Linked DNA regions of Homo sapiens: regions 1, 2 and 3 are each linked to region 4. A link is a contact called in ENCODE Hi-C data. All regions are on one chromosome and are shown on one strand. Each heading gives the region's core, a stretch centred on a gene start or an enhancer-like site at or near the end of the contact. The rest is flanking DNA. Distances are from core to core; before and after follow the strand shown. Region 1 holds the start of DDX5 (DEAD-box helicase 5). Region 2 overlaps PRKCA (protein kinase C alpha). Region 3 holds the start of TEX2 (testis expressed 2). Region 4 holds the start of AXIN2 (axin 2).

Region 1 (2,700 bases), core at 1-2,500, 1.1 Mb before region 4:
ACTTAGGTCATGTAAACAGCCTGGGATTTATCATGTCGGAAGCCGGGGATTTATCATGTCGGAAACTTGTCACCCACATGCCAGAATTTGGGATTCTGGCACACACCACTTCTTGTGGTTACTGTAATCTTCCCCACCAGCCTAGCAATTCACTATCAGCAATAACAAGGCTACATGAACCGAAGAGCATCACGACGATGTTACTCATATGGCCGTTTTGGAACCAAACAGCTTTAGTGGTAAGAACCTAAACAGTACAGTCAGCGATAACAGAACAAGGGTTTTCTCAGAAACACTTCTGCTAGCAAACCCAGCTGGGGGAACGCCGCGGTAGAGCTCCGGATCAACGAATCAAAATTATATAACGCAGGAAAAAAGAAAAGGAGGAGCCGGCGACTACCGGGGGAGGAGTCCCGGCCCGGGCGGAGTCGGCCGGGCGGCGTTCCCGCTGGGGCGGCGCTTCCCCCTTTGTCTCGCATTTCTCTCTGCGCCACATTTTCTCGACGCTGCCATTTTGAGCTCCTCCGCCGGGCGGGGTAACAAAGGCGCCGCCGCCATGTCCGAGGCCGGCATTTTGTACTCGCGACTCAGCCACATGGCTGATGCCGGCCGCCCTCCTACCCCAACAGCACCAGGGCTTTGGAAGTGGTCCCCTCGCTCCCACAGAATGCCCGGCCACCCCAAAAACACCTCCCGAAACGCCGCACCTAACAGATGTTCCTTCGTCTGCCTCGAAGCGTCCCGCTTTCATCCGCACAATACGCTCCCTCTCAACTCCCTCAACAGCTACCAAATGGCAGCCGCCCCGACAGCTCCCCAATCCCCACACAAAAAGCAAGCTTGAAGACACTACACCGTCAAATCTCTTCCAATCACTGTGACGTGAATATCAAAATGGCGCAAGCCTTCGGGAAAGGAAGTCCCAAGATAGCCCGGAAAGGCCAAGTCCAAGCCGCAAAGCCCCCGCCGGCCGCCACCCTGACCCGCCCTCCCATCCCCCCACCCGCCAGGCCTGACAGCTCGGCTCCCAAACTCACCCTCGGTCCCGGCCGCGGTCTCGGTCACTCGAATAACCCGACATGGCGTCAATGGTTGCGGTTGGCGGGGAACGAAGTATATAGAAAAGCGTGCGACAAGTCGCTGGAAATGGCCTCGATGACGGCGAAGCCTTGCGGGGGCGGCAGCGGAGGAAGGACACCGATGACACCAGCCGAAGCTGCACTACTAGAGACCGGTAGAAATGAATGAGGTGCCGGCCGCTTTCCGGCAGCCGCTTTTATAGTCTGGACCGCCTCCTACGCCGCAGGGAACGCTGGGAGCCGCTCTATGACCTAATCGCCCCGCCCCTCGCGCATAGGCCGCAACGCCCGCTGGCGTTCCAGGATCGCCGCGCTTTCACCCCTCCCCGCGCCACTCTCTCAGGTCAGGGCCCACCCACCATTGGAATGCCTCATTCTGCACTCTCTTGACCTCACCTTCTTCTGGTCTTTCCACACCTCAAGCAAGCCACCCCGCCCTTTCCCAAGCCCAGCCCCGCCCACCCTCGCCACTCGGAGATGTTTACGTCTCCAAAGAGCCCTCACGTCTGTAACCAAAAGAGGGGGAAGGCGGGGCCTGGCGTTGTCACGTGGCTGTACCACCCCGGACCACCGAGAGAGCGGTCCGCACTACTTTCCCGTTGACGTCGGCGGAGGGATACAAAACGAAATAGCTCACCGGAAGTGCGCTGCTCGCACCCCGGGACCCGCCCGGGCTGCCGGCTGATGTGGACCGTCCGACCCGCGTGTCTGATAATCCTTTGACGGGTTTTGGTCGGCGGAGAATGGTCTCTAAACTTCCCAAACCGCCCCCGTTTCACGTCCTGTGAAAGGAAGTGCTCCTCTGATGACCAATCAGCGGCGAGAAGCTCTTTTAACGTCCGTCCTTCTTTCACGCCTCCTTCCCCGCGCTTTGGTTCGTGCGTCCGCGCCCCAGTGTCGGGTCTGCGTGGATCGGTCCTTCCAGGACACCGTCGCCTTCCCGGCCGCGTCGGAGTCCGGCGGCGACCTGCCTCTGAAACATGGCAGGCTCGGATGCTGGTGAGTGTCTCCCTGGGGTCCCAGTATGTGTGGACTGAAACCGTCCACCTCCAGGGAGGCCTCGGGCTAGCCCGGACTGGGTCTGGGCTGTCGGCGGGGCTCGTGACCTTCAGACGCCGCGTCGCGCTGGCGGGTTCCCTGGATAGGGTCTCTCAGCTTCACCACCTCTTCGCTTCGAGGCCGTGGAACAGCAGTATGCTGTGGGAGAGAGAGAGGCACTGGGGCGAGGCCGGTAGGACACTTGGGTCCTGGCTGTAAAAAGAGCGGTCAGAAGGGTCGTCCCCGGACTTGTCTTTCTGTGGGGCGTCTAGCCGCTGTCCGTGTGCCCTCCGCCCTTGCACTATGGGCCCTGAGGTCGTACCTGCTTTTGTATTGGTCTTTAAAGGAACAGCATTCTTAAGATTTATTATGCCCCTGCAGAATAGTAGAATATGCCCCTGTAGAATAGTTGTGCTTTTTTCTCTTCAGTGCCCTCTAGAGTCATGGGCTTTGTCTAGCACCGCTTTTGAAGAGCGAATTAATTTGGTTGTCTAGGACGCTTTCATCCTTTTCACAAGGACTGCGTACAAACCAGTTGTCATGGTTTGGCCAGCTGTGAGAAATGGGCGTGGGGAGGGGGATT
Region 2 (2,700 bases), core at 171-2,670, 1.1 Mb after region 4:
GTGGCGTTCTTAAACACACAGGGTATGATCAGACTTGCACAGCATAAATAGAACAAGAAAAAAAGTATCAGAAATTTCAATGAATATTTATGCATGAAGATGATCAGTTGCTATGTTATTTGTAAAGGTGAAAAATGATAAACTTTGTAGATGCCCCCAAACAGGGAATTGATTAAATAAATTCTGATTAGCCATAAAATGAGATGTTAGACATTTAAAATGTTTTCAAAGCATACTTTGTTATAAAGGCAGGTTCTAAAACTTTATTCCTAGTGTGATGTGAATTCTATAAAAATAAATATTTCAATGTAGATAGATGTGGAAGATACTGGCCATAAACATGCTAATGTGCCAATGTTGGTTCTCCCATGCAGAAGTATAGTTGTTTTAGTTTTCTTCTTTATATTTTTATGTCTTTAAATTTCTTGTATGATGGGTGCACCCGTTACTCCTATAATAAGAAAAAAATTTTCTTAAATATCTTCCTACGTTGTTTATGCAGAATCGTTTCAGTCTCTCATAACCTGGGAAATATTTCTCTCACAACTAGGTTTCATTTTCTTTTGAAACATCAGAATTATAGAACTTTAATGTAAAATTTTATGTCCCACTAATTGTAAAAGGGAAAGTAATGAAATATTTATGATCTTTTTCCAAGGACTAAACATTGTTGTTTCTCATCTTATACCACAGTCCTCCGAATTCTCTTATGTAAGTTTTGTTCCAGTAGAATTTTGGTTGATGAGTTGCCAACCTGTGTTTTCTGGTACGTGAATGGGACAGAAATTCACTCTTATCACCAAGCAGCCAGCCTCACCAGCAAAATAGAATATTCACTAAATAGGTTCCAAATAAGAAAATGGTTAATGTCCCTCAGTCCAGGTTTGTGTACAGGGCCATATGAAGCTGTGAGGCGATGTCTGATCAGGTGTATTTTTAGTGTATCTCATTATTCTTGCCTTTGTCTCTGGTAATAAGGAAACAAATATCACAAAATTTAGGGGTCATTATTTCTAAACATGAAAGAGATCACATCAGAAATTCTGCAACATTCATAAACACAGACGGTGTCAGCAGACTTGATACAGCATAAATAGAACAAATGCAGTGAACTAGACAGCACCCAGACCCAGTTTGTACACAGAATCTCAGTCTATAATTACCCAGTCAAAAATTGTTCATCGTGGTTGATGACACCTGTGCATTTTATTTCCTGAAATCTAGAGAAGTTCCACGTGATCACTATTTAACCAAGAGCAAAAGTCCCTTTCTGACCCATTTTTCCTGTAAGTGGAGATACATCCTGTGCTCTTTTGTCTTTGTGGGTACAGAGATTCTTTCTTCAAAGCATTTAACATTTTCAAAAAAGTGTGCCACTCCTTTTGGCCTGGCTTTCTTCGCCCGTGAAAAGGCCTGGGTGGTTTTTCCTTGTCCAAGAGTCCCTCCAAATGGACGCTTTATGTACTGCAACCAAGAGCTGAGAAGTTTCCAAGCTTTCCTGTCTGTGTTAGCATTCCGGTCATTCAGCAGGAATCCAATGAGCGCAGATTTTATCTTGTCTGTCCTGTGTTGCCCTGGGGGAGTGATCCCTGGGGATGCGAGGGGGTGTGGCCCTTGCCCTCAAGGTGCTGTCAGTCTGTAGACATGGAACACCTTTGGGCTGGGCTAGGCTGGCAGGAGAGTGGAAGGGCAGAGGAAATGGGTCTTGTGCAAGGCTAAGGGCTGACAGCACTGAGATGGATGGAGGAGTGTCCCCAGCGATGGGGCAGTGTGGACCCAGAAGCACAGAGCAAGGTGGGCACAGAGATACACGTGTTCAGCAGTTACTCAGTTCACGCATGGTGCTGTGCTGGGCAGTAGGGGTTCAAAATAACTAAAAGAGACTAACCTTGTTGGTGTGGAGTGGTTCTTTTGGGTTATATAAATACTAAATGTGATAGGTTGCATGCAGTTAAATATTTAGCATATAGAACCAACCCATCAGAACCAATGCCAGCTCCTAAGTCATACCAGCATCTGCTAGGGGAATGTGGGCCAGAAGACGGAGCGTCACTGACATTTAGATAGAGGTGTTCAAGTAAATGGTAGGAAACAGATTAGAGGCCTGTTTTCCATGTTGGGAGCCTAAAAGATACAGTAACCAAGTGCCACTCAAGCTGTGGTAGAGAATATCTCAGTTCTAACTTGTTAATGGGAGAAGAATATGATTTTGTTGTTGCTTCTGGCCAAATGATTCCAGTGAATCAGTCTGATGAGTGGCAGTGCCTGGGCTGCCACCCACAACCAACTCTCACCTGTCCTGTCGACTCTTCATTGTTCATGCTTGAGAAATCAGTTACCTCCTTATGCCATGGAGGGCCTGACTGCAGTGCACGCCCACCAATGGGAAGTCGTGCCCACACCAGTGGCAAGATATGCCACCACCATCATGGACCAACCACCCAACGCCTCCTATCCAAAGGCAGATCCCAGCAAGCACTTGCTCTCTGTTGCCGGGACTTCTCCCAGCTCCAAAACTGCCTTAGTCTGATCTATTAATATATCTTTTTAACTGGGTGGCTCATAAACAACAGAAGTTTACTTCTCACAGTTATGGAGGCTGGAGACTCCAAGTTCAGGGCACAGGAAGACTCAGTGGCTAGAGAGGGCCCATTTGCCGACAGCCCCACATCCTCACACGGTGGAAGGGCAAACCAGCTC
Region 3 (2,700 bases), core at 186-2,685, 1.3 Mb before region 4:
AGAATCTGAAAGAATATTGTTTATGGGCTAGGTAAGAGCTAACAGAAATGGCAGTTTCATTCTTCCAATATGAGACAAGCGTCTCTGTGTGACCCAGCCCTAAAACTCACAAACCTAGACTCCTCAAACTCCCCATACTCCAGAGTTCAAGGATAACCTGCCCTCCATTTTTCCTTATTGTTTTCCATATAAAAGTCACTCGTTGTTTCCCCTCCAGCTTACACCTGGCTCCTGAAATGACTCCTCTGAATCCTCTGAGAATCCTCAAAACATGTAAAAGCCTCATTCCTTTTAATGCATGTGCAGAGCGGTGATGGTGTGAAGACGCTGGCACTTCAAACGTGAACGTGGCACGAGCCCTGCCCTCAAGGAGCCCACAATTTTCCCTCAACTCTAAAAAAGGATGTCCTCCCTGGACAGTGTCTGTAAAACACAGTGACAAAGTACTTCATAGCTCTGGAGAAAGAGCGAGGGTGGAAACAGACTTTGCCCTTACATTTGACGCCCAGTAACCATAACAACCGATGGTTTAAGTAACTATCAACCCACTGAGGGGCTAAGTTTTCCAAAAATCGTTTTCAAAAGGGGAAGACTCCCCTGCACCAACTCCCATGGCAGCCGTACGCTCTAGGCAGCGTGTGGTGCAATGTGGCCAGCCGTTCCCCGCCTTCTCCGGTTCCACCGTATGGTTTCCGTGCTCAGCAGCCAGCAGCGACGGCGTCCACGGCCACACCGCCTCCCCGCAAGGCACCTGGCGCTAGGCCTCAGCCCAATGTCACTTGTTAACCTTCCGATCCCCCGGATTTCGGCACGCCGCCGCCTCCCTGCTAAAGCACACAAACCACCCCACCGCCACCCGCGTTCTCCAGGAGTTGGAGAAAAACCACCGGGGCGCATACAACCTCTGACAGATTCGAGTAAAAGTAACTGCGGTTCTCGACTTTCAAGCATTTCGCGTCGCCGGTGAGGGGGGCGGCAGGAACCCGGGGCCCCATTCATAAAATTGCAAGCCGTTTTCCTCTAGTTTGCGCGTGACGGTGCCTCCCTGCCCGGGGCCGGGGACCGCAGGCTGAGGGGACGGGGCCGGCAGCTCCTCCCGCCGGAGTCGAGCCCGAGCCATCCGGCGGGGCCCCGAAGGAAGGGATTGCCCGGGGGTGTCGCGGGTGGGCGTCCCCTTCAATACCTGAACCATGACAGCGGGGTGGGGGGCCGAGCCCCGCCACGCCAAGGGCCGCCGGACCCGACCGGTACTTTGAAGCCCGCGGGGTCGATCCGCGCCCAGCCCGGGCCTTATCCGCGGGGCGCTCCCTCCACCGCCCCCGCCTGGCCCTGAGACTGCTCACCCAAGATCCGCTGGCTGCCTCATTGTACTATGCCGGCGCCCGTGCTCCCGGCCGCGCGACTCCGGCTTCGGCTGGGGCACCGGCCGCGGTCCTGCTGCCCTGCCGCCCGCCCGCCCCCGGGCACACGCCGCCCCGCCCCGCCGGCGGACCCGCCCCGCGCCCGCGGCCGCCGCCGCCAACCAGAGGGCGCGGGGGCGGAGCAAACGGCACGCCAGGCCCAACCAATCCAGTTCTACCGCGCGCCGAGGTGAGGCCGCGGAAATGGGGGAGCGATTTGTCAGGTCTGTTAAAGGGGCCACCGCCCTTGGAGCTAGGGAGAGGAGTGGTGGGGAGGGTTACCTGGAAGAGCCCCAGGTGAGGGGGACAAAAGCTTCACTCTCCCAACGGGGCTGCACACTGTCCCCAGCTCTTTGCACTTCTTAATTTCCTCTTCCTGCAGTCTAGCAGCAACAAGTGCCCTTGAGACGAGGGCTGGGGGTTGAGGTGGGGTGACTGAGGCGCGGAGAACCAGGGGTATCCCCCTGGGCAAATTCACTCGATTTGCATTTTAGAGGGCCATCAGACGTATCTATCCCCATCCAACTGCAGACATTGATTTAAAAAGGCAAATTCCCAGTTTCCCGCATTATGTACTTCCCCCACCTGACTACCACACTACCACATCCTATCCTGAACTAACTCTGTTACTAGTTTTTTTGTTTGAGACGGAGTCTCGCTCTGTCGCCAGGCTGGAGTGCAGTGCCGTCATCTGGGCTCACTGCAACCTCCGCCTCCTGGGTTAAAGCGATTCTCCTGCCTCAGCCTTCCGAGTAGCTGGGATTACAGGCGCGTGCCACCATGCCCAGCTAATTTTTGTATTTTTAGTAGAGACGGGGTTTCACCATGTTGGCCAGGATGGTCTCGGTCTCTTGACCTCGTGATCCGCCGGACCCAGCCTCCCAAAGTACTGGGATTACAGGCGTGAGCCACCGCGCCTGGCCACGAGTTCTTAGAGCTTAGAACTTATATAGTATTAACTACTCATTTTTAGAGAGGCAATATCTGAGGCTCAGAGAGGTAAAGTGACTTCTCGAGGTAAATTCTCACTTAGAATGAGCTTCCTGGGATGGCAATGCCCATTGTGCATTTATCTTCTGCGAACCTGGGTTGGCTGGCAGAAGCACTGGCACATAGGGAGAGTTCCCCCTTCCCCCGTAGTCCTTGCCCCTCTGCACTTCCCACCCACCACAAGAAAGGACCAAGACAACAAACAGATGTGTCAGTGTGTCTCCTGCATTAGTGGGTCCCAAATGTCAGATCTTCAACGTCAGATCATCCTGGAGGGTTTTAACATGAAGATCTCTAAGTCCCACCCCAG
Region 4 (2,700 bases), core at 90-2,589:
GCGCAGACTGAGCCTCCGCCAGCGCTGTGGGCCCCTTAGCGCGGACCCGCGGCAGGGAGGGGAAAAGGGGAGGGGGAAGAGAAGTAGGAGGAGAGGATGGGGCGGAGGAGAGGCGGGGGGCGGGGGAGGGCAAGCGGGGGGCGCCGCTACCCTTTCATCCCACCTCCCAAAGGCACTCCCGCGCGCACTCACACGCCGACTCACATCCATAACCGCGACAGCGACGCGACCCCCGGGGGGTATCTGCCCCCTCTCCGCCCCCGCCACTGCCGCCACTCGGATAAGTCTCCTCTCTGGGCCCCCCGCCAACCCGGTCACCGCGCTGGGGAGGGGGCTCCGGCGCAGGGCGCGCAAGGCTGCCCGGCCAAGCCCCCCGGAACGCTGGGCGCCGGGTCCGCCGCTCCCCTCCGCGCCGGCCCCTAGCGCGCCCCGAAATAGCCGGCCTGCCAACTTCAAAGGGCCGCCCCGCACATCAAAGCGCGCGGTCCGCCCGGCCGCCTCGGCCTCGGCACTCACCATTGATCCCCGCGCGCGCTCGGCGGCGAGACCTCGCAGGCGCCCCTGGCAGGGGCCCGGCCCCGGCCCCCGGCTCGGCTCGCGGCGGCAGCCCCGGGCCCCCCCGGGCCGGCCGCGGCGTCGGGGAACATGGGGAGTCGTGCGGCGGGGGAGGGGGTGCGGGAAACAACAATCCCGGGTTCAGAGCGAAAGCCACCGGCCGGGGAGGGGGAACGGCGCGCCCCGCCGCCCCTTTTATGCAAAAGATCCGAGCGGGCCTCCGCCCCCGCCCGGCCCGGCTTTCAACGCAGGTCCTGTTTCCAGCAGTCACTCGGCGCACCAAATGTCCTCCGGGCGCTTCCAACAAAAACTGCGCTGTGGATTTAACTGTGCACTTCAAAGGCGCGAGCCGAGCGCACGGTCCTGAAAGGGAGGTACGCGCCGGCCGCGCCCCGGGCCGCCCCCCGCAGCCCCGCCACCGCTCCGCAGGGCCGCCCCGCCCGCGCCCCCCTCCAGGCCCGGCCTCCGCCTGGCCGGGCCCCCTCCCGCCCCCCGCGCCCACGCCGCGGCTCGGCGCGACCTCGCCCCCTGTAAGAGGGGGGCTTTCTTTGAAGCGGCTCCGCTGGGGCCGAGCTTCCACCCCCACCTTTTACAGCAGGGCCTTCGGCGGGCGCCTCGGCCGCCGGGCGGCCCCGAAATCCATCGCTCTGAGGGGTTATTTTTATTTCCCGGCTCTCGGGCTGTTACTGAGTTGCCAGGACCTTATCAAAGCGCAGCCGGCTCCAGCCGACTCCCCCGGGCCAGGCTCGCGGAGCCAGTGATCCCGCCGCGCCAATCACAGCCGCGCTCGGCCGGCCCGCGCCGCCCGCCTTAAAGGGACAGCGCCCCGCGCCCGCCCCGCCCCGCCCCGGCCCGCCCCCGCCGCACGCTCCGCTCCCGCGTTAACCCTTCCCCGGCCTCTCCTCCGCCCCCTGCCAGCCCCCCGCGGCCCCGAGGGCATTCTCAGCCCGAGTTCTGATTTCTTCTTTTAAGTTCTCCGGCCTCTTTGCTCCCGCCTCCTCCCCCTGCCTGCCCTCGCTCTCCCCGGCTCTGGAATGCAACAGTTTCTGGTAGCATTATGGCCATCGCAAGAACTGCAAGCAAGCAGATTTTTTTTTTTCTATCATCAAACGCTTTTCTACCTCTATTCAAGTTTCCCTGGGAATTTGGGCTTGGAGGACTTTATAAAGGGAGTTCCGGCCCTGGGGTTGGCTGGCCCGCTGTCATAGGGCGGACTCGGGCCCAGCCGCTGGAGGCGTGTGCATGCCTGTGCGCGCTTGTGCACGTGCATCTGAGTTCGGGTAAATATAGGACTGCAGTTGGTGGATGAATTGCGTTTGTGCATGTGTGAAAGTGGGGTGTGAATCCGCCAGTATAGGCCTGAGTGCTAACACCAGTTAGGAGGCATACCTCAGTGCCCTGAAGACCTAGGTCCAGCTTCCTAACCTGCTGGCCATAAGACCCTCGTAGCGGCACACATTGGCCATCTCTCCCAAACAACTGCATACCCGTTACTCTTCCAAAGTCCCCTCTTCTGCCATATGTTACATATTAAACCGATAGGAATATCTTTTTTCCCACTCCAAACGACAAGGCATGCATGCCGTTTTAATGTATCGAAAACTCCTCACCCCATTGTCACCTTTGAATTTCTCCCACATTTGCCCAAAAACGTTTATAAGGCACACACAACCTTCTCTTCTCCGTTAAAATGAGAAAATATGTCACAAACCCAGAGCATTGTGTATTTATTCTGCTGCTGCTATAGAATGATTCCTTATGTTATGAGCGAATAATTAACTTTTCTTCCTTTTAAAAAACAAAGGGCCGGGGACGGTGGCTCATGCCTGTAATCCCAGCATTTTGGGAGGCCCATGCTGGAGGATCATCTGAGGTCAGGAGTTCGAGACCAGCCTGCCTAATATGGCGAAACCCCGTCTCTACTAAAAATACAAAAATCAGCCGGGTGTGGTGGCACGTGCCTGTAGTCCCAGCTACTCGGGAGGCTGAGGCAGGAGAATCGCTTGAACCTAGGAGACGGGGGTGGGGGGGTTGCAGTGAGCCAAGATGGCACCACTGCACGCCAGGCTGGGTGACAAAGCGAGACTCCCTCAAAAAAAAAAAAAAAAAACACACACACACACACACATAAAGGTGTGAACCAAA

Evidence for each region. A loop is a pair of places that touch in the nucleus more often than their neighbours do. Pooled maps may share reads with other maps.
Region 1: a loop to region 4 is called in a map of gastrocnemius medialis, with 10 times the contacts of the local background. The contact joins the promoter of DDX5 here to the promoter of AXIN2 in region 4. A Hi-C loop is called at or near these places in 2 of 168 maps with a recorded cell type or tissue (gastrocnemius medialis and naive thymus-derived CD4-positive, alpha-beta T cell) and 10 of 50 pooled maps.
Region 2: a loop to region 4 is called in a map of prostate gland, with 3 times the contacts of the local background. The contact joins the enhancer-like site here to the promoter of AXIN2 in region 4. A Hi-C loop is called at or near these places in 3 of 168 maps with a recorded cell type or tissue (HCT116, gastrocnemius medialis and prostate gland) and 6 of 50 pooled maps.
Region 3: a map of CD4-positive, alpha-beta T cell shows a loop between it and region 4 (14-fold over the local background). The contact joins the promoter of TEX2 here to the promoter of AXIN2 in region 4. A Hi-C loop is called at or near these places in 2 of 168 maps with a recorded cell type or tissue (CD4-positive, alpha-beta T cell and CD8-positive, alpha-beta T cell) and 6 of 50 pooled maps.

The regions. Positions count from the first base shown.
Region 1 is chr17:64,505,039-64,507,738 of GRCh38, forward strand. DDX5 (DEAD-box helicase 5) reads right to left here and starts at 1,251. Exons shown (of 13, transcript NM_004396.5): 1 at 1,038-1,251. The coding sequence starts at 1,081. It overlaps CEP95 (centrosomal protein 95), which reads left to right and starts at 1,939. Exons shown (of 20, transcript NM_138363.3): 1 at 1,939-2,078. The coding sequence starts at 2,060. RefSeq lists a silencer at 342-411 and enhancers at 502-711, 772-901, 1,602-1,841, 2,042-2,131, 2,113-2,700 and 1 more.
Region 2 is chr17:66,672,556-66,675,255 of GRCh38, forward strand. All of the region lies in intron 5 of PRKCA (protein kinase C alpha), which reads left to right. Among named protein-coding and RNA genes, the nearest start is that of MIR634, 110 kb to the right of the region's middle. Within about 2 kb of position 1,421, at least 9 of the 41 ENCODE cell types and tissues checked have a DNase peak (open chromatin) inside an H3K27ac peak, as active enhancers do; they include prostate gland, where a contact is called at or near this core.
Region 3 is chr17:64,261,825-64,264,524 of GRCh38, forward strand. TEX2 (testis expressed 2) reads right to left here and starts at 1,436. Exons shown (of 12, transcript NM_001288732.2): 1 at 1,344-1,436. RefSeq lists a silencer at 1,024-1,633.
Region 4 is chr17:65,560,309-65,563,008 of GRCh38, forward strand. It overlaps AXIN2 (axin 2), which reads right to left and starts at 1,340. Exons shown (of 11, transcript NM_004655.4): 1 at 1,142-1,340. RefSeq lists a silencer at 1,354-1,503.